Linked DNA regions of Homo sapiens: regions 1, 2, 3, 4, 6 and 7 are each linked to region 5. The links are chromatin contacts, found by Hi-C or POLR2A ChIA-PET in ENCODE. All regions are on one chromosome and are shown on one strand. Each heading gives the region's core, a stretch centred on a gene start or an enhancer-like site at or near the end of the contact. The rest is flanking DNA. Distances are from core to core; before and after follow the strand shown.

Region 1 (2,998 bases), core at 17-2,516, 5.8 Mb after region 5:
GCCTCTGGGTTTGAGGCGGCCCGGGGGTCCAGCCAGCCCACCCTCGCTCCGCCGGTGCTCGCTCTATTTGAAAACGCTGACTGTTGGTCCCCCAAGCAGCAGTCTGGAGTCAGCCCAGCCCGTCTGCAGCGGTGGAGCCAGGGCTAAGCCTTCTCCGGTCATAATGAGAGAACCCGGGCACCGCCCCCCGGGACCAAGCCTTCCGCGAAATCTGCTTATAGCCCCCGAGGGATGGAGCCGGGGAGGGGATTGGTGTCTGGGAAACTAGTCCTGAGAAACACGGACATCACCCGGCATCTTAGCTGGAAACATCGAGTCAGACCCCTTCGCTTCACAGAAGGGGAAACTGAGGACCAAAGAAGGCGGCCGTCGGGTTGGCGTGGAAAGAGAGCCCTGGTTTCCAGTGCCACCGCGGACCTCAACCCGTGGCGTGGCCTTGGGCAAGTCCTTTCCCTTTTGTGGGCCTCGGTTTCCCCATCTGTGAAATGGGTGCGTTTGACTTGGCCTTCAGTAGGGCTCCTGCCAGCTCGGGGATCCGAAGTGTGTGGCTGCAGATACCCAGCGAGCCATCCCCTAGCCAAGGCTACCACAGTCTGCCGCGGGCATTTTATGTCCTACCCCACCAGTGTGGCAGGCACCGAGCCTGGTCCCAGGAAGCCGCTCCCAGGCCACACGGGCAGGGCGCTCGGGATGCTCGGCGTTGGCGAGTGCAGCGGGCGGTAGAGAGAAAGACAGAGAGAGAGGCGGAGCGGACACGAGGGACCGTGAGAAAACGGAGGAGGATAAGCCCCGAGAACGGCGGAAAGAGAAGCCAAAAGCAGAAAAACAGAGGAAGGAGAAGGCGAGAAGGGAAGGCTAGCCAGTGAGCGGACCGGCTGTTTTCTGGCTGCGCCGGGTTTCCCCGACCTCTGCCACCTCCCAGGGCGCAGAACGTGGGAACAAAGCCCGGGCTCCCAGGCTGGGGACGGCGGGGGCGCAGGCCCCGCGGAGTTGCGGGAGGCGCAGGGGTCGCGGTCCCAGCGCTCCGGACCCGCAAGGCTACTCCCAGGTCTCCGGGCCACCCAGCCTCCATCCCCCCGCGCCTGGCCACTTACTTGTCCATCCAGGCTCCCGCGCCGCCCGCGGCCGGAGGGGCTGCAGGGCAAACGCCAGCAAGCAGAGCCGGGCGGCGCCTGCGCCCCCTGGCATGGTGGCGGCGGCCCTTAGCGCTCGGCGCTCACACGCCCTCAGCCATACCTGCCCACTGCCCGGCGGTGGAGGCGCGTCTGGAACCCCCCGGCTCGCCCCGCGCCTCCCCACCCGGCTCCCAGCCCTCTGCCGAGACGCTCCGCCTCCAGCCCCGCGGGCCTCCGCCAGGGGATGGAGGAGGGGAGGCTCCAGCCCGGAGGGGGCTGGAGGGAGGGGCCGGGGAGGAGCTGGCGAGACTCGGGGGAGCGGGGCTGGCTCAGGTGAGGGAGACCGCGGGGAAGGGAGAATCCGAGCCCCCCAGGAGGAGGGATTTGTGGTGGACGCGGCCTGTAGAGGGTCGGGGACTCGGGCTTCTAGGAGTTAAACTGGACCCCTCTCCGCACAGCGGCCCGTTTACTGTCCCGCACTGTGCCAGACGCCTTGGGTGACACTCAGAGGTGATTCACCCAGCGCCGTCCCCCGGGGGCCGCCACTCTCGGAGACAGGCTCAGAAAGAGTTAACCCAACCGCCAGGCACAAAGAACTAAGTGCTATATGGACTTCTTTTTTTTTTTTTTTTTTTTTTTTTTTTTTTTTTTTTAAGCAGGACACAAATCCAGGAGCCATTCCTTCTGCCTGGGAGGAGGGAGTGATGAAGACCAGAGGAATCCCAGAGGAGAAGCCATCTGAGATCGGGAGGAGGAGAAATGGAACATCAGGCGGAGGAAACAGCCCAGACAATCGCACTGGGACGTGAAAACCCTTGGGCTGCATGCGGGGAGAAAACCAGAATTGGGGATGGTTAGGGTTTTGGAGGGAAACACAGGGACATGTGACCAAAAATAATAATAACTACTGTTACTTATTGAGGACTTTCTATGTACTAGAATAAGAAAATCATGATAGCTAAGACTGATAAAACGCTAAGTGTCAAACGCTGTCTTCAGCACTTTACACATATTCACTTATTTAATTAATCGGAGAAAATAACTTTTATGAGCCAGGGACTCTGCATACATTATCTCTTTTCATTAGCCCAGTAATCCCATGGGGTAGGTACTAGTACTATCCCTGTTTTAGAAATGAGGAAATCAAACCTGAGAGGCTAAACCACTTGCCCAAGATTACACAGCTAATGTCAGTGCCTAGATTCAAACCCACATCCGTATAACTCCAGAGCCTGATGCAACACACCTTATTTTCCAGGTGGAGAAACTGATAATGAGAGAGAAATGACTTGCCTAAGATCCCTCAGCAAGTTTTAGCAAAGCCTCGTTGTAGAATCCCAGCCTCAAACCTCGTCCATCTGTTCCTTTTTCTGAGCCTCTTTAGTCAAACCCAGGTTGACTAGAGAAGTGCTAAGTGTTGGAGAGGGCGAGGCACTCCTGAAGATGATGGGTAGGTAGGTCTATCAAACCCTACTCATGGGCACCCATGAGGGAAATCAAATAAGTGGTTCTGGCCATTAATGTCGTTTGGGACTCCGTTAGTCTCCAGCTGCTGTAAAATTCGTATCTTTCTGTGAACCCGAAATATCTGAGATAGGTCTCAGTCAATTTAGAAGGTTAATTTTGCCAAGCTTAAGAACGTGCTCATGACACAGCCTCAGGAGGTCCCAACATGTGCCCAGGGTGGTGGGGGTGTAGCCTCCTTTTATATATTTTGGGGAGACATGAGACATCAATCAATATGTGTAGGATGTACATTGCTTCCGGTCCGGTAAGGCAAGACAACTCCAAGCTGCAGAAAGGGTGGTGCTTCCAGGTTATAAGTAGATAAGAAACAGAAGAGGTTACATTCTTTTGAGTCCTTGATCAACCTTCCACTGAAT
Region 2 (2,760 bases), core at 47-2,546, 5.6 Mb before region 5:
AATTTAAAATTTTATATAATTTTAATAAATGTTTGTAATACAGCCACAATCATTCCATTTACATATTGTCCCTGGTTAATTTTAAGCCAAGACATTGTATGACGAGTAGTTGCCATAGATACCTCAAGGCTCACAAAACCAAAATATTTAGTATCTGATCCTTTGCAGAAGTTTGCCTATACCTGTTCTATGTATATATAGGATGTCTGTTTATTTGAGGTTGATCCATTTCTTTTATATGAGGTGCGTGCTCATTAGGTATTTTTCAAAATGTTATTACAATGCATAACCCCATAAACTGTTCATCATCTTAAGAGGAGAAGCTCTGTTTTGCTCAGCATTGGACTCCTAGTGCCTTACTCAGTGCTGGCAATTGCAGGGACTCAGTATATGTTATTGGGTAAACATTTTAACATCAGTGCTAAATCAGTGATTTCAAAACTCCAGAAAGAATTTCTCACCTACTAGAAAGTAAGTTGACTATTTCAGTAGTTTCTAATTTGTCTTAAAAATTTTTTTGTAATCCTTCTTTGCTGATTAAAATTCTCCCTTCCCGTCCCCCAACCACTGAATTTTAGATATACAATGAAAAGATAATTAAAAACAAACTATTGGAGTCATTTTTCTTCCTAAATAAAGCAACATTTATTAATAGTACTAGCAAAATTGAAATGGCCTCAGCCTTTTACATCCGTGCGCCACGTTTTAAAAATGACGATTACTGGATTCCAAGGCATGGTTGTCAGAAACATTCTGCGTAATTAAAGCAGAGCAGCAGAAAATACAAACGTGAGTGCCAATCAACATGAGTGTGTAAAGAAAAAAAGTAAAATTTTGCATTCTGTGCAATGTGTCGAACGTGAACGTATTGCACGTTGTGTTGCAGATTTACTACAGCTGAGTCATTTCGGGACACGAGTGTGTGTTTCCAAGAAAAACGAGAGGAAGGAACCAGGCTGAGGGGCTCGCCGGGTTCCCCCAGGCACTCCCAGCAGCAGACACCGGTATTCCGCGGCGGGCGGCGGCGTGGTCAAAAAAAGGCGCCGCTGCCCCTTTAAGAGGCAAAGCACCTTTTCCAAGATACCATCTTGCACCAGGAGTTCACTTAAGCTCTCCACCTACCTTGCTATATCTCTCCTCCCTGACTGGGTACCGCCTGCCGGCGGGGCGAGCGAGCCTTTTCATTGGTCTTGCCCTCAGGGCCCCCTCTCTCTTACTGGTTCTCAGGCCTGCCACTCGGCACTGTCTCCCGCCCACCTCAGCCTTCGGGCTAGGTTGAGTGAGGGCTCTTGGGTTAGTTCCTGTTAGGCCCCGGCCGGGGGAGTAGGTTGAAGTCTCCTAAGATGCCCGGTGGGCTGGGGCACCGGGAGCTGTGAAGGGAACGTGAGGGGGCGGCGTAGTGGAGACCCACGGCAGGCCTGAAGAAGAGCGGCGGCCGAGCCCGCCTTCCCTGCACCATGCTCATAGAGGATGTGGATGCCCTCAAGTCCTGGCTGGCCAAGTTACTGGAGCCGATGTGAGTGAGCCGGGCTGGGCCGGGGCCGGCGAACGTGGGCGTTGGGGGCTCGCGGGGGCGTGGGGGAGGGGAGGTGGCGTGGGGGGCGGCGCTGAGGGGCCGCGGCCGGGAGGTCCCGGCGACGCCTTCCCTGTAGTACTATCACCATTGTGGTGGGGGTGAGGGTGGGAGAGGAGCGCTGGGGACGGAGAGGCGCCGTGAATATGGGGACTGGGGGGGCAGGCAAGGACAGCGAAGGCTTTTCAAACGCAAATATCGGGGTGCTGGAAGGGGTAGCAGGGGCCGTGAGGGAATTTAAAACATTGCTGTTTGAGAACTGAGAGAGAGGTAACGGGGCTCTTGAGGGATTTTTAAAATGTGAATATTGAGATGTCGAAGGGAATAGCAGAATATCAAGGGTTTGATAAACATTATTATTCCGGGACTGAAAGGTCTAGAAGCAAAATATCGAGGGCATTTTCGAAATATGAGGGCAGAAGCGGATAGCAGGGACATTGAAACTGTATAGCGATTATTGGTAAGTTCTGAGGGATCAAGAATATTGAAGGATTTGAAAAATACTATGGAGTAGATGAAAAGGATGTGTGGGCATTGAAGGGTTTTAGAAATTATTGGGGAGGTGATAAGTGTGATAGCAAGGATATTAAGGGATTTTAAAGTATTATTGAGGGCTTGATAGTGCTAGGGGAACTGATGACTTTTAGATACATAGAGGTTGGAAAAAAGAGGTTTCTGTAAGTTTAGTTGAAGGTTGAAAGGGCTACACTGGTATGCAGCATTAATTGGTGGAGGAGTATACCTAACAGTATGTAGGGATTTTTAGATACAGGTGGTGTTGGAGGAATAAAAGGAGCGGTAGAAAGAATAAGAGATTTGTAAGTATTCTTGTGCCATTGAGAGGACAGTTTTGTAAATGTTTTTGTAAGATTGAGAGGACACCTGAAGATAATTGGGGTGTAGTATGAGGGACCGAAAAGAATGAGAGACCTGTCTTTTAAAAATATTTTGGGTGGTGTTAGTAGAAATGTTATTGGGAGGCTTGAAAGAGGTAACAGATGTATCAACATTTTGTTTTATAACCTTTTTTTTTTGAAACAATGTCTCGCTGTGTCTCCCAGGCTGGAGTGCAGTGGCTGGATTTCGGCTCACTGCAACCTCCGCCTCCCGGGTTCAAGCGATTCTCCTGCCTCAGCCTCCCGAGTAGCTGGAACTACCGGCGCGCGCCACCACGCCCAGCTAATTTT
Region 3 (2,898 bases), core at 217-2,716, 8.3 Mb after region 5:
GTTGAAAGCAGAGCCCAAAAACATTTTAAATCAAAAAATGAAAATGTGGTTAAGCCAAATTTGTAGATGAACTCAACCTTCTTGTCCTTAATACATAAACTGAATCCCAGGTGTTAGAAGTTACTTGAACATTTTTATGCTACACCACCTTGACATTAAAGGATTTTTTAAAAATCTCCAATCTCTTCTTTAAACTTTTCTTAAACTATCATTAAAATTAGCAAAATATGCTTCTCTGTTGAATGGTTAACCTAACGGGAATGACTTCTAACCGTAAGAATTACAGTTAAAAGGTTCATTTTAACAAATGCTCTTCCCCCTGTAAGGAGTGACAGGTAACCTTTTGGGAACCCCAATGTACACACCCCTTTCTCCAATCCCGCTAAAGTTAAACGTTAGAGGACAGACAAGTGCCTCCTCGCAAGCAATGCCCCCCGCCCCCCCGTCCCCCCGTCCAACACTCCGTTCTCTGCAAAAATCCATCTGCATCTTGCATTAACCCACCCGCCCAGTGACGGTGACTCCAGGCCAAGTCGCAGAAGAAGACCAGGCGTGAGGGGTGAGACCTGTGAGCCCATCTGCACCTGCACCCTCCCACCTGGTGGCACACCTGCCCCGCAGGCGCCCACCTGGGGCCGGGACCGCCCTCTCCCGGTCTCGCGCGCCTGCCCCACTCGGAGCGCGCGCCACGCGCCGCGCAGGACCAGAGGGCGGGGCCCCGGGCAGCGGGGAAGCGAGGGCTCGGGGAGAGGGGGCCGCCCGGGCTCACTCCCTCCCTGGGGACCCAGCGGACCGGAGGGTGCTGGGGGCGGGCGCGGTACCTTTTGGACAGATCCATGAGGACCCCGGAGAAGAGCTTCTCCCCGAAGCGGAACGACACGACAAGCGCGTCCTCAATGATGTGGTCCAGCGTGACCCGCACCTCCGAGCCCGGGATCAGTTGCGACACCGTGGAGTCCCCGCCCGCCGGCGGCACGAGCGCCGGGGCTACGGGCTGAGGCAGCGGCGGCTCCTCGCGCTCCTCGGGAGCCGGGGGCTGCTCCGGCGGCGATGCAGGAGAAGGTGGAAGTTCCGGCCCTCCCTGAGGCGCGGCTGCCGCCGACTCCGCCACCCGAACGGACAGTTTCTCCTCAGCCTCCAGCTCCGGCCCCACCGCCTCTGGGCTGCGGGCGAGCTCCCCCGGCGGCGGCGGTGGCGGCGGGAGCGGCGGCTCGTCGGCCTGAGGAGCGGATTGCTGCCCGTCAGTCTCGCCATCCGGCACAGACGCTTCAGTGGCCGTGACCGGGAGGGGGTCAGTGCCGGCCTCACTGCCGGGGATGGGCTCCATCTCCGGCTCGGCCTCGCCGGCGCCCCCCTCCCCGGGGGACGCTGCAGTCGCTGCCGCCTCTGCAGCCACGGCCGCCATTTTCTTCCTAGCTTCTCCCTCCTCCAACTCCGGCTGCAGCGGCGGCGGCGACAGCGCTGCTTGGTTCCCTGGGCCTTCCCCTCCCTCCCGCGAACACTTTCGTCCCGCCCTTTCCCTGATGCTCGTTTCTGGCACCTCGCCATTGGTTGCATTCTACACCCCTCCCGCACTTTTGATATTCCATTGGCCAGGGATGGACGTCTATCATCTAGTCAGTCCATCCTTCCCACGCAGAGTAGGAACTTCTCATTGGCCAGATGTGTTGTCAAGTGTGGAATCTGAGTGGAGGAATAGGGGGCGGAATCAAAGGGGGCGGGGGAAGTCACAAAAGAGGAGCCATATACTCATCGCCTCTTGCTATTGGCTGGAAGAGGAAATAAAGTTTTATGGTTGGCCTACGCTCCTGCCCATTATCAGCCAGGTCTTTGGAGGTGGGAGAAAGGATGGAATCATGTGGCGTGCCACTTCTTTCAAAGGCGGCCGAGGGGAGGAGTAACAAGGGAATGCGGGAGGGGAACCGCTTCCCAAGAATCTCTGCGCAGAGATCCTTAGAATAAATGTTATTTCTAGGCGCGGACTTCTTGCGGCCGCGTGTGGGCACGACAGGCTTCTTTGGGAAAGACAACTAAAGTTTGAAATACAATCCTACAGACACTTTTTGAGTGCCTACTATGCTAGTCACTGCACTAGGTGCTGGGGAATGGAATGTTCAAGACGTTCTCCATAACCTCATAGCAGCGGGCTCCAGCGGCCATGAGGAGTACGAGGAGTATTTTCCTTGACTTCTAGGAGTATGATGAGTATTTTCCTTGACTTCTCTCCACTTCCTAGGAACAAAGCACCTATTTATTAATATTTCAGAAATAGGAAAATGCTCATGAAAGAAGAGAGACACCATCCTCACTGGATTAAACTGATGACTGTTCCAGGAAGGAGTCTTGAGACATTGCTGGACTGATATGTGAACACTGCTTGTTCTCTCCAAATCCACTTGCAAAGTGGACGCACCTGGTCCCTGCTAAAGCCTTTTTCTTTCCTGGCTTCTCCAATGCCACGAGAACAAAAGATCTCTCACTTCAGTGTCCTGACGCCCCTACTTCTCTTACTTCCACATCAAGTCTTTTCGTTTGTCATCTCTGGAAGAATCTACTGAACCTATTTCTCTCAAATGGCACCACAGAGTCAGCCTTTTTTCTGGGAGAATGCCTGCAGGAGAGAGGGTAGAAAAACTGCTAGCAATGAAAGTAAAAAAAATAAAGTCCTGAAGAATAATTACAGCTAGTGTCTTTTGAGTACCATGTACCAGGCACTAATACAAACACTATAGCATATCATCTCAATCCTTAAAATTTTGAGGCACAAAGAGGGTGCCCAAGGTTACTCGGCTGGTAAATTGCATAGTCAGAATTTCAGTTTTACATGGAAAAGACTGAAAATAGCAATAAACAAATATCACCATATGCTCTGCCTATTTCAAACCAAGTGGCTCGTGG
Region 4 (2,999 bases), core at 164-2,663, 7.5 Mb after region 5:
CTGACCTCTAGTCATCTGCCTGTCTTGGCCTCCCAAAGTGCTGGGATTACAGGTGTGAGCCACACTGTGCCCGGCCAACATTTATCATTTGTGTTGAGACTATCCCAACCTTTCTCCTCTATTTTGAAATACAAAATAAATTATTGATTACTATAGTCACCCTACTGTGCTGTGGAACGCTACAACTTATTCCTTCTGTCTAACCATATTTTCGCTCCTTTTAACTTCTCTTCATCTCCTTCTCCCTCCTTATCCTTCCCAGCCTCTGGTAACCACAATTTTACTCTCTATCTCCATGGAGTCAACTTTTTTTTAGCTCCCACATATGAGCACCAAACTTCAATGTAAGACCCAAAACTATGCAGCTATTCCAAGAAAACGATTTGAGAAAATGCTTGAAAATGTTGGTCTGGGCAATGATTTTTTTTTTTTTTTTAATTAAGACTTTCTGAAGAAAAGGGCATACTTTTCACTGAAAAAGTTTGAGTTTTTTAAATGAGCAGATACTCATGCATTACTAGTGCAGCCAAAAATTATCAAAAGTAGGGAAGAATGCAAAATAGCGTGTGCCTCTTAACTAAAGAACTGTTAAGATACAAAACTTGGCTCTTTGCTGCCTTTCCCGCACTGCCAAGAGGGAAACATGAATTAGTTACATTGCCGTGGTGCTCACTGGGAGTTCGCTGTATGGACCAGATGGGTACTGCTCCGAATTTCCATTCAAGTCTGACATTCTTTTGTCAGCGTTTGTGTAACCGGTTTTCCTTGCATTCAGAGGAAAGACAGCATGGAAGTATGGATGGGAAGGTTGAGACGATTGGATACTGTATGGTAACCTCGATCGCAGCTCTCCTATGAGACTTGCTTCTTGGATTCTGAGTCACTTAAGCTTGCCCCTTCTCTTTCCTGACCCTCTTCCGTTTCCCCTTAGATTGGAGATTCTCCTCAGATTCTAAGTCTCTGAAATTATTAGTGTTGGCAGCCCCTGGGCCCATGGAGGGGTCTCAAGTCTTCAGTTCTCAAAGATCACCTTTTAAGCTTCATTCGGAACATGACACAGCCACACGAGTCCTAGCCCTGAATCTCACGAAGACCTCAGTACACCTGGAAAAGGCAGCACACCCAGTTACGACACTACTAGAGACGTCACACGCCTCAGCACCCATCCGCTCCCAGCCCAGAACGAGCGCACGCGCAGAACGAGAGAGCGGCCACCCAGGGATCGGCGCTATCTGCACAGCGGTTACAGTCTCGGAAAGGCCTGGCTTCTTCGTGGCTTTGTGGAGATCCCTTACAGCGGCCATTTGATTAGCACCCGAAGAGATTCAAAGGAAGCAGTTGTTCCGTCCCCAACATATTTCCGTTTCAAACCACCCACTTCCGGTTTTTCAGCCGGTTCCGGTCCCGCCCTTCACTTCCGGTCGCTTTCGGTCTCTCAGCGGCCGGTTTCTGCGTCCGCTGCCGCAGGTTCCACCGCGCTCCAGGTGAGGGGTTGCGGGGCACCCTGGCGCGCTGCCCTTGGAGACGCTGTTGGGGCTCGGGGACAGTGGCTTTGCGGCCCGCGCGGCGTGGCTTGCACTGCGGCGGGCTGGGGATAGTGTCTGTCCTAGTCTGACGCCCAGGCCCCTAGCCCCGGCCCGCTTAGTCGCGGGGGCCGCTGTCCTCCCATCCAGCAGTCTAGCCTATTTGGAGGGCTTTCTGTTTCCCAGTGGGTTTTGCGTCCCCAAACTTCATTCCTCCGTCTTCTCAGGCTTGTCCATCCCTCCCCTCAACCTCCTTGTTGAAGGCATCCCGGCCTTTTTGGTTCTGGAGCCTCCACCTGCCTCCTAATGCTCCCCTAAGTCAGTTAGCACAGCCCCCGACCCTGCACCACCTCGCAGTTGTTGCTGGTGTGCGGTTCTCGCCGGAGTTCTTAGTGCTTCACGGTTATCTTTTGCTGGGATTGTTGAAAGTTAACCTCCCGTTAATTCCCAAAGTGTTACTTTTACTGCTATACTTTAAAATTTCTTCATTTGCCACTTTTTAGGTTTGTGGTCCCGGGCAAGTTTAATTTCTTTTCAGGATTCTCATTTGTATAATGAGGACAACAGCTGTTGGTTCAGGATTGTGAAGCTTCAATGAGATAATTGTTTAGCATGTTTTTATTCCATCATGAACACCATTTGTATTGTGTTTTACAGTTTACAAAGTGCTGTCACAGGTGTTACTTCATACCTTAACACTACTCCTGTCCAGTGAATATTAGTAGCCTCATCTTGTTGAGAAGACTGAGGCCAAGAGGTGGATTGACTAGGCAAAGTCAACACAGTATGTTAGGTAGAACTCCAACCTAAACAGCTATTCTTGACCCTAGGTTGACCATATGGAAGTGTATTCTTTGCTTGCTTGTTTGGGTTTGCCAACTTCACTCCTCCCCACACCCCAAATCATTTTTCAGCTTATAAATCTGATGGGATCTGAAATGATACAAAATACTAAGAAAGAAGGTTAAATGTGAAAGCAAAATAGCTCATGCATTTATATCACACTGCTTCATTGGTGTGAACGGTCTTAATGATGAAATAAGGTTCAGTAACTTTTAAACAAATCTTAAAGACATATGCATTTACAATTTTTATGGTGTTTGTTTCGCTTGGCCCTTTAAGGCATTTGCCAACTTGGAATTTCCACTTGTGGGATAGGTGCTTCGTAACGTTTTTATGCTGCTTTATTAACCATATAGAGCCCATGCCCTCTGGCACATTTTTTTTAAGGCTGAAAACATTGAAGAGCCTGTAGTACTGACTCTCAAATTTGAGCATTCATCAGAGGTGAGGAGGACTGACCTTGTTAAAACACAGATTCCTAGGTCCCTTCTCTCCACCCCAATTACATTTCTACCAAATTACCAAGTGAGGTCAATGCTGTTCGTTAGCCCAGGGACCATGCTTTGAAAACCACTAGTCTAGAAGAGCAATCACTTGTCCAGGGTCACCTGGAACTCAGATGATTTCACTCCA
Region 5 (2,899 bases), core at 325-2,824:
GGATACAGGAGACTCCCTGCTCCAGGAAACTTCTAGGGGCTTCTCTCCTGGGGCCTGTTCCCTGGTTTTGGGAGCGCTCGGGCGACCGCGAGCCAGAGCAGCGTCTCGCTCATCTCGGACCCAGGCCTGGGGCTCCACTGACGCCGACGGAGCCGGGCTGCTGCGGGAGTGGAGCCCTGGGGGACCAGAAGGGGCTTTCACTTCGCTCCTGGGCCTCCCGAGTTCCAGGCTCGGGCTAGCCCCGCGCAGGGAGGCGAGCGGGCCCGGCTCCCCAGAGGCCGAGGCCGGCGCCCGTGCTCCTTCAGCTCGGCCTCTCTCCCCCGACATAGGCGCTCCACATGCTTCATTTCCAAAATTCTCAGCAAAACTCCGCGGGAGACCCTGGTCACATGCCTGGAACGAGAACAAACCGGGGCGTGTCTGTGCCGGACGGCTGGGAACCAAAGCTATTTCCATAGAAATAGGGCCGGCCAGCCTTGAGTTGTAGCCCCGCCAGTGCCTGAAACGCCAGGAGGAGGGGACGAGTTGCCTTTTAAAGGCGTAGCGACGAGAATAAGCCCCCACCCGCGGCAATTCGAGGCTGAACAATAGTGGTGCAGCTCGGGACGTGGTGCGAGGGCCCACACTCCACTGGAGCACGCGCGGACCACCGTGCCTCAGCTGCCACAAAGGGAGCCTCGCCACACGCCCGCGGCCGCCTCGCAGCGCCCGCCAAGAAGCGCCTGGCGGAAGGGCGCACTCTCAGGCCTTCCACCGGCGACCTTCCGGCGGGAGCCTGCGGGCGGCGCAGGAACGACCCTCCTTCCTCTGCCCCGCAGCAGTGCTGAGTAATGGTGAGAGCAGCAAGGCCCTTGGCCGCCGCACGTAAGAAAAAAGTTGTAATAAAAAGAAAACAACCCGGGAAACTTTACTAGTTGGTTCGCCAGGTACAAACCTATGCGGAAAAGGCGGGGTACAGGCCTCGGAGGCCGGACCCAACCAGTCAGGGAAAGAAAGAGGGCAGAAGCCGCAGGCTGCACAGCCTCACAACCGCCCAGAGGGCACGGCGGCCCTGGGGCTCGGTCTCTTCCGAGCAGAGCAACCTCCGTGTCTATCAGCTCCTTCCGGCGTTGCGATTGGCCACAGGCTGTCTTGGCCTCTCGGACGCCCGCCTCCTAGTTGCTAGGGGTTTACTTCCCCAAAGTACACGGGCCCCACCTTGTGGCGCAACCGCTCCTGCATGGAAAACGGATCTCCGCCCAGGGGAAGACGTGTTAACGAATAAGAGCAGCCCCACACATTTATTGGCTACTTTGAGTATCAGTCAAAGAACTGCTCACTCGCCTTTCTATTGTACTTTTCGGTTATTGGTCTCTCTTAGTGCCGATCTGTTACTAGGGAAACGAGATCCTCACAGTCTCATAGGCAGGAGTCAAAGCCAATCAAGAGCCACGCCTTCATCCCCGAGTCAGTGCCCAATTACTGTTCGAAGAGCCCTGAGGACGCGGTCGGGATTGGTCATCCCGTCGCCCGACCTGGCCGCAACAAGTTAGGGTGAGTGGCAGTTATATAGACCGGCGGCGGAGCACGCGTGTGTGCGGACGCAGTTGCGTGAGGGGTTTGTACTATCCTCGGTGCTGTGGTGCAGAGCTAGTTCCTCTCCAGCTCAGCCGCGTAGGTACGCCGGGGTGTGGGCGGGGCAGGGAGGCCAGAGGACTAAGCCGAGCCGCAGCACTTGTGAGAGGGAGAAGTCTGAGTGGCGCTCGCGGCGGCCGCGCCAGTCGCGTCCCCCACCCCAACCCCCACCCCAACGGCCGCAGGCGCGCGCGGCGGACGGACGGGCGCGCGGCGGCTCCTCGCTCCCGCTCCCGTCCCGGCTGGGGCGCGTGGCCGTGTCCGCCGCGTGCGCGTGCTGCGTCCAACGGCCTCGCGGGGCAGGAGTAAGCCGCGGCCGCCGCCTGGGCCCCAGGGCGGTCTCTGGGGCCAGGGGTCCCGCGCCCAGCGTTTCCCGCCCGCCACCCTCTCCGCCACGCGCCCGCGGCACCTTTTCCTCCCCTGGCCAAGGGATCCAGTCGGTTCGGACCAGAAGGAGGCTTTCGTTTAGGGTGGGGGCAGCACTAAAGTCTGATTGGAGTCTTGCGGTCCGCGCGTCGCAGAAGCGCCTTCGGTTTTGCAGAGAGCAAAGAGGGAGCAGCGAGTGCACGGAGTGGTAGTAACAACCAATGTTCTTTCCACGCCCTCACTGTGTGTCCGGCACTGTGCGGAGCCACTTTTCTGCCTTTCATTTGATTCTTGCAGTGAGCTGGCGAGGTGGGTACGGCTATCCTCCTTCCTTAGCGGCCCAAGGCACGGGTTTGGAGAGCGGGGTCACAGGCACGCACGGGAAGGGCGGGGATTTGTTGACGCCGGGCCCTCTGACTCCGAGCTCCCCGCTTCCCAAGCCTGTTTTTAGTCTTTGCCCCCAGAGCACTTGTCCCTCGGGGCAGCATCAGCCTCAAAAGGCCACCTGCCGAGAAGGCTGCAGCGGCATTTGTACTTGGGCTAGTTCTGGGCTTCCAGGGAGACAAGGGTTGGAAGTGGGAATGTGACAAAGGAAAAGGGTTTGGGCTTCCTTTCTACGTGTACTTGTACAGGCCCTGGGTAGATGTGCCGCCACCGTAGCTTCTGGAAAAAAGTAGGGAAAACGATGAGTAAGTGCAAATGAACATGGACTGTGTTCCTCATCGGGTTTGAATCTCAGATTGCTGATGGGAAATTCCCGCCAGCGGGAAGTTAGGCTCCGGTTTTAGACGTTGAATTTTTTTTTCTCTACTTTTTTTTTAATTGGAGGAGACTTTTGCAGAAAGACCTTGAGAAGATTCACTTTATAGTTGAAGGGAATGAGGTGCAAAGCGACGAATTTAAGATCTCACTAGCATCT
Region 6 (2,700 bases), core at 21-2,520, 7.4 Mb after region 5:
AGGCTCGAGAGCTCCCCTCCTATCTCGCCAAGGGTGCTGACTCTGTCGCGCCACGCCACGTACCAAAAGGCTCGCGAAGAAAAACGCGGGCGAAGTTCAGCATCCCCGAACAGAAAGGGAACTCATTCCAGAAAGGGGGTTCACGGGTCTGAGGGTCCTTGGGTGGGGAAAGCAGTATTGGAGGGAGAAGACAGAAGGGATGGCAAGACAGAGGAAACCACGGGGACAAAAAGGAAGGGATGAGGAGCCCTCTTACTATAAAAGGGACTGACGGACGGGATGCAGAGCAATGGGCCCCCCTCGAAAAATGGACTGGCAGGCCCTTCCGCACCCCCAAACAACCTCGCACCACCTGAAAGCGGGGAGCTTGAGTTTGGGGCTGCGTAGATCAAAGCAGGGTAAGACGAAGGGAAAGAGGGAGGGGAGCTTGGAAGCAAAGTGAACAAAGAGGCAAAAGAGGCAAAGTTGGAAATGGAAACGAGAAAGGGAGCTGGAAAGGGGCCGCTCTGGAAGGGTCTTGAAAAAGGCCTAGAAATGGGATGCTGGGGAGGCAAAGGGGGACAGCCCCGAGGAAGGGCATCTCAGGAATGTAAGGGAGCGCTCCAGGCCCTGGGAAGAGGAAGGGATGGGAGGGCGGGGAGGCAGCCGAGGCCCGGGAGCTGGAACAGAGGGGGCTTTGCGCGGGGCCCAGGAGGGGAGAGCAGGGTCGGAGGGAGGCGACCACCGCGGGAAGAGCTAGAGGATGGGAGGGAGGGGTGCTGCGGCTGAAGAGGGGATGTGGACTCCTCCAATGCTAGGGAGAAGAGGGAGGTGAAGCGAGATAAAAGGAAAGGGGCGAACAGGGAGAAGAGGAAGGAGCCTGCGACGCGATGGGGGAGGGGAGGGAGGCCGTGGGAAGCGGCCGGGGGGCGCGGGGATGGGAAGGGGCCGGGCGGGCGGCGTGGTCACCTCAGGCTGCGGACTCCCTCCCTGGGGAGCGGCGCTGCCGGCGGGCGGGCTCCGCAACTCCCCGGCTCTCTCGCCCGCCCTCCCGTTCTCCTCGGGCGGCGGCGGGGGCCGGTACGGCACGGCTCACAGCGGCGGCTCTTCTGCGCCGAGCCTCGGATGTTGCTTCTGGGGAGGCGGAGGCAGCGGCAGCGGCAGCGGCCCGGCCCGTACGGTCACCATCGTCCGCGGCAGCAGGCGCTCGCGGGCCGAGCCCCTTAGCAGCCGGCGCCGGCGTCGGCGGCCATGGCCTCCTGCGTTTGCTCCTCCCGCCCCCGGCGCTCTGCGGCGGCCGCGGCCCGACTTCCGCACTCTGCGCCTGCGCGCGGCCCAGCCAGCGCGGCGCGCCCCTCCCGCGCGCGCCCGCGCTCACTCACAATCGCGCCCGCGGAGTGCTTTCCGCACCGCCTCCGGTGCGTGGGCGGGAGACATAAGCCTAGCCAAGCCCATACAGCCCGGCTCGGGTGGCTATGGAGAGGCGTACTGCAGAGACACCTGGACGCGCACTGTGACAGGCGCCATTCTGACACACGTGCTCTCTCACTCCCAAACACCACGGGCCGCAAGCGCTCACACCCACACTCACCTGCAGGGACCACGTGGGAGAATTTGAAGGGCTGATCCTGTCCCGGTGCATTCGCAGTAGCAATGATGCGAGAATTCGTTTTAACCTCGTCACTGACTGGACTAGACTGTAAACTCCTTGGCGTCTGGGATGGCTCAGCCGTGCCCAGCACCAAGTGCAGGCACTCAAACCCCTGTGGAGTAAGTGACTGGATGAATGAATGCATTGGAACTGTTCACTGAGTATCTGTAACAATTTTGATCCCATGGTTTGGTACAAAGAATTTTATTGCAGTATGAAATTAAATGGTGTTTGTGTGTTTGTCTTGTCTTGGTCTAAGGTTCAAAACAGGCTAATGTATGTTTTCCCCTCCCCAACGTAGAGGAGTTCCACTTTGTCTCTGTGCCAGTCTCTATCACAGAATGCGCAATCCTACCCTAATTTAAATGTCCACACCTTTTAGGGCAGGAACTGTTGCCCAGAATACATAGCCTGAAGCATATTGTGTGTTTACACAACGATAGTCTTCTGGGCTTGGCAAGACTTCTCATTCCCCATTTGTCTGCCACTCTGCCTCACCACGACCTTCTGCAACCCCCACTTCTATCTCCCCTGCCTTCCACCATCACCAAAACCCCTCCACTGTTTCTTGCTTTCTCTTTCGTTAGTTCCTGGGGAGCCAGTTGCTATGAGCACCTAGCCTGGCCTTAGATGTTGAAAGGGCCAGTGTACACAGAAGATACACACCCAGTGATGGGTAAGATGTTGCAACTATACTGGGTCATGCTGAAATTGTGAAGCCTCAACTTCTTCATGTGCAAGAGAAATTAATGTACTGTAATCTCGATGTCTGTGTTGAGGACCCTCCTTGTAAATTCAAGTCTCTGGCCTCTGCCCTTTGAATGGTAAACCCCCAATTCTGAACACTCTTGTATCCTGCTGAAATTGTGAAAGCAAGCTCTGTATTTAGAAAATGCAATCCCTGGAGGTATCAGTCAACCAAACTCTGAGTAACTTGCCTTCCATTAGTTTGATAGCTCTGTAGGAATCAAGTGTTTAAAATGTGTGGGAATTGTGTACATAACTCACTATAACCACCTTTCATCCAGGTGCCTCAGACTACTTCACCATAGTCATAAATCCTGTCACAT
Region 7 (2,700 bases), core at 26-2,525, 8.6 Mb after region 5:
AAAAATGACGCTCCAAAGGATTTTATCATTCGTACTCTAAAAACTGACATCTTTTTAACACACCTACACGGTCCACCATGGTCTGGCACCTGCCTACCTTCCAGCCTCACCATTACAACTATCCCCGCTTCCTTCTCTACTAACTACATAGACCTTCTTGTAGTTCCTCTAGTTCCTCTAACAAACCGTGCTCCCTGTAGACACTGGGCCTTTACACAAGCTCTTTCCCAGTGGAAAGTGCTCAATGCCTGGGGGTCTACGATGCTTCTCAAAGGTGTTCTCTTCTATGTCTGACCTATAGAAAACCTCCACATATATTTGTGTAACATATAAACTGATGGCCTAAATATACTGCGAAGAGAAGCACAACAACGGTAAATTTAATCTTTATTAAAACAGCTACCATTTCTCGAGCCTACCGTGTATCACCTCATCTAATCTTCACAATAAGCCCAGTAGATAGGTCTGATGAACACCATTTTACAGTGAAGAAACAGGTTCTGAGAGGTAAGATCCTCAGCCAAGAACACATTGTAGTAAGAAATAAGGACTTCAAACACAACTCTGACTCCAAAGTCAGTTCTCTAAACCAGTATGTTATACTTGTCCACAGAACATTGGCTTCTGGGCCTAAAATATTAAAAACTAAAACTGAATAAAGTATTATAGTCACCAAGTTGTACGCACTAGTTTCCGTCGCTGTGGAGGGACCTATTTTCTCCAACTAAAAACAGTAATAGCTCCCACTTACTGAGGGCTTACGTAAGACACTGTTTAGCGCTTTACTTACATAGATGTTTTCATTTATACCCGCATGATACCCCACTGAAGTCGGATCATCTCGACTTAACAGGAAAAACTGAAGCTCAAGTAAATTTTTCTGGCGAGGAAATACAGTCTGTCAATTTGGGTACTGGAAGCAGCTTTCCCTGCTCGCAGTCCGGGGATTGCTCAAGGTCTTCGAGGCACCGCCACAAAGGCGACACTCTCATAGTTATCCCGACTGTTTCCCTGAAGACGCAGGCCTGGCCTGGCAGGGCACGAGTGCCATGAATGGGTCTCAGGACAGTGGCTTTTCGGTCCCCCGTCCTCGCTCCCTCAACACCTGAGGGCTCATCACCCCCGTGAAGATATATCCAATAATTAGGAGCCTTCGACTCATTTTCTCAGGTTCCCCAACTCCCCGTCGCCCGCAAGTTCTAACAATATTTTCTTACCCAGCCCCGCCGCAGCTAGCCCCAAGTCCATCCGACAGAATCCAAGCCAATCTCGTAATGTTTACTTCCGGCTTTTCGCCTAATTCCGGCGGCCACTGCGGTAACTTCCGGATGACCGGCACATGCGCACTAATTTCCTGGCGGGGCCGGGGGCGGAGGGGGGCCCTCCAGTGCTCCTGCGCCGTGGGAAACGCGAGAACTCTAGCTGCTGCGTATCGCGCTATTTACCCGGCTTGTGGGGAGTTTCAAGTTGGGCGGCTACTTTTTGGCTTCTATTTAGGAGCTTTCTTTTAGAATCGGAGAATTTTAGGAAGTTAAAAAAAAAAAAAAAAGACCAGAACAGACAAGAGCTTAAGCCTCACCAGGGGACTATGAAATGAATGGGGAAGTTGGTGACGTATCAGCTTAAAAAAAAAAAAAAAGCAGTTAAACTTGGCACTAATTAGTAGCCAGGCTGTGTAACATGCTGGGGATTTGGTGAACAGTGTCTTCCCTCAGATTTACATCAGAGTGCGAAAGACACCGAAACAACTATTCAGATTTAGCAGCTGTGAAAAGTTGCTATGAAAAGAATACCAGGTGCTGTGAGAACATAAGGCATGTTATCATTAGAAAAAAATACGACAATTTCCATTTTGGAGAAACAGTATCTATGCTATCCCATCCCTTCTTTAAAAGTATACATGTGAAATAAAACACTGGAAAATAAACTAATTTTCGTGGTAGAATTTCTTGTGATTTTTTTTTTTCTTTGTGCTTTCTATTCTGGTTGTTCTCCCCCTCCCCCCCATAACGTGTATCCTTTTTGAATGTAAAAGTAAAAGTAGCTACCATTCCTGCCTCAATAAAATAGCCCAACATAATAGAATCTATTTTTTTCGTATTAAGAATTTGCAATACCTGGAGTTTAGGAACATAAATATTAATTTTGCTTTTACAGGGCAGTAGATGAAGAAACAGTGTCAGAGACTAGCGTGAAAGTGAATAGAGTCTATGAATCACTCAGGCTTTGTTTTTTTCCACTTAAAAATATTCCTGAAATTTGCTTAGGAGTGTTAAGGCCTAATTAGCCAAAACCACCAGGAGAGCGCATCTCGAAGAGGAATCAGAAAGCGCAGGACAAGACAGTTGAATCTTTTCTAAGACTTGAGGTCCCTCTGGAGGGTTCTGAGGAAGGTCTAGGAAAGCCGGGATTGGTTCTGGATGGGTTGCTGTTTGTAAAGAAGGATTGGGAGAAACTGATTAGGGACTAAGTGCTGTTATGAGTGAGGGTGGTTTAGCAATTGAGTATTTCCAGTAATAGGAATAGCAAAGCTGGTCTGAGGGCATCATTAGTAAGAAAACAGTGGTTATTCAGAGAGGGTGGTTATGGTTTACAGCTGCTGCATGACCTTAGGAGAAACAATGCTTTCTGTTGGTGAAAAAAAGAAGACATCCTAAGACAAACCTTGCACCTCAAAACCTCTGTAGATAGAGAATCCCC

Evidence for each region. Hi-C counts contacts between places; a loop is a spot of excess contacts on that map. ChIA-PET counts read pairs that join two places held with the same protein, here RNA polymerase II (POLR2A). Pooled maps may share reads with other maps.
Region 1: a loop to region 5 is called in a pooled map, with 2.6 times the contacts of the local background. The contact joins the promoter of ADAM19 here to the promoter of G3BP1 in region 5. A Hi-C loop is called at or near these places in 1 of 50 pooled maps. POLR2A ChIA-PET finds 5 or more read pairs at or near these places in 2 of 52 experiments (HEK293 and OCI-LY7).
Region 2: a loop to region 5 is called in a map of naive thymus-derived CD4-positive, alpha-beta T cell, with 8 times the contacts of the local background. The contact joins the promoter of RBM27 here to the promoter of G3BP1 in region 5. A Hi-C loop is called at or near these places in 1 of 168 maps with a recorded cell type or tissue (naive thymus-derived CD4-positive, alpha-beta T cell), 1 of 37 single-sample maps with no recorded cell type and 12 of 50 pooled maps.
Region 3: a loop to region 5 is called in a map of naive thymus-derived CD4-positive, alpha-beta T cell, with 20 times the contacts of the local background. The contact joins the promoter of PWWP2A here to the promoter of G3BP1 in region 5. A Hi-C loop is called at or near these places in 1 of 168 maps with a recorded cell type or tissue (naive thymus-derived CD4-positive, alpha-beta T cell) and 7 of 50 pooled maps. POLR2A ChIA-PET finds 5 or more read pairs at or near these places in 2 of 52 experiments (B cell and naive thymus-derived CD4-positive, alpha-beta T cell).
Region 4: a map of naive thymus-derived CD4-positive, alpha-beta T cell shows a loop between it and region 5 (8-fold over the local background). The contact joins the promoter of UBLCP1 here to the promoter of G3BP1 in region 5. A Hi-C loop is called at or near these places in 1 of 168 maps with a recorded cell type or tissue (naive thymus-derived CD4-positive, alpha-beta T cell) and 5 of 50 pooled maps. POLR2A ChIA-PET finds 5 or more read pairs at or near these places in 1 of 52 experiments (T-cell).
Region 6: a loop to region 5 is called in a map of natural killer cell, with 19 times the contacts of the local background. The contact joins the promoter of RNF145 here to the promoter of G3BP1 in region 5. A Hi-C loop is called at or near these places in 2 of 168 maps with a recorded cell type or tissue (naive thymus-derived CD4-positive, alpha-beta T cell and natural killer cell) and 6 of 50 pooled maps. POLR2A ChIA-PET finds 5 or more read pairs at or near these places in 1 of 52 experiments (GM12878).
Region 7: a loop to region 5 is called in a map of CD8-positive, alpha-beta T cell, with 17 times the contacts of the local background. The contact joins the promoter of SLU7 here to the promoter of G3BP1 in region 5. A Hi-C loop is called at or near these places in 3 of 168 maps with a recorded cell type or tissue (CD8-positive, alpha-beta T cell, OCI-LY7 and naive thymus-derived CD4-positive, alpha-beta T cell) and 10 of 50 pooled maps. POLR2A ChIA-PET finds 5 or more read pairs at or near these places in 4 of 52 experiments (RWPE1, T-cell and activated naive CD4-positive, alpha-beta T cell).

What each region holds. Positions count from the first base shown.
Region 1 is chr5:157,574,509-157,577,506 of GRCh38, forward strand. It overlaps ADAM19 (ADAM metallopeptidase domain 19), which reads right to left and starts at 1,267. Exons shown (of 23, transcript NM_033274.5): 1 at 1,095-1,267. The coding sequence starts at 1,188. It overlaps LOC124901121 (a long non-coding RNA gene), which reads left to right and starts at 471. Exons shown (of 2, transcript XR_007059018.1): 1 at 471-862; 2 at 1,772-2,102. RefSeq lists enhancers at 1-492, 729-808, 2,666-2,998 and a silencer at 979-1,418.
Region 2 is chr5:146,202,309-146,205,068 of GRCh38, forward strand. It overlaps RBM27 (RNA binding motif protein 27), which reads left to right and starts at 1,297. Exons shown (of 21, transcript NM_018989.2): 1 at 1,297-1,516. The coding sequence starts at 1,458. It overlaps RBM27-POU4F3 (RBM27-POU4F3 readthrough), which reads left to right and starts at 1,297. Exons shown (of 20, transcript NM_001414499.1): 1 at 1,297-1,516. The coding sequence starts at 1,458. RefSeq lists enhancers at 733-882, 1,353-1,512.
Region 3 is chr5:160,117,984-160,120,881 of GRCh38, forward strand. It overlaps PWWP2A (PWWP domain containing 2A), which reads right to left and starts at 1,467. Exons shown (of 2, transcript NM_001130864.2): 1 at 822-1,467. The coding sequence starts at 1,405. RefSeq lists silencers at 463-882, 1,003-1,182, 1,283-1,382, 1,543-1,592 and an enhancer at 1,019-1,518.
Region 4 is chr5:159,261,877-159,264,875 of GRCh38, forward strand. UBLCP1 (ubiquitin like domain containing CTD phosphatase 1) reads left to right here and starts at 1,414. Exons shown (of 11, transcript NM_145049.5): 1 at 1,414-1,484. RefSeq lists enhancers at 639-1,146, 981-1,050, 1,081-1,390, 1,147-1,654.
Region 5 is chr5:151,770,380-151,773,278 of GRCh38, forward strand. G3BP1 (G3BP stress granule assembly factor 1) reads left to right here and starts at 1,575. Exons shown (of 12, transcript NM_005754.3): 1 at 1,575-1,657. LOC100652758 (a long non-coding RNA gene) reads right to left here and starts at 1,797. Exons shown (of 2, transcript NR_132345.1): 1 at 1,324-1,797; 2 at 1-393. RefSeq lists enhancers at 1-383, 762-991, 1,249-1,543 and silencers at 1,752-2,081, 2,132-2,201.
Region 6 is chr5:159,208,283-159,210,982 of GRCh38, forward strand. RNF145 (ring finger protein 145) reads right to left here and starts at 1,271. Exons shown (of 11, transcript NM_001199383.2): 1 at 949-1,271. It overlaps LOC107986468 (a long non-coding RNA gene), which reads left to right. Exons shown (of 2, transcript XR_001742943.2): 1 at 1-398; 2 at 1,577-1,870. RefSeq lists enhancers at 1-37, 1-56, 1,644-1,743 and silencers at 954-1,143, 1,184-1,473.
Region 7 is chr5:160,417,806-160,420,505 of GRCh38, forward strand. It overlaps SLU7 (spliceosome associated SLU7), which reads right to left and starts at 1,276. Exons shown (of 16, transcript NM_006425.5): 1 at 1,218-1,276. RefSeq lists enhancers at 988-1,037, 1,488-1,607, 1,618-1,687.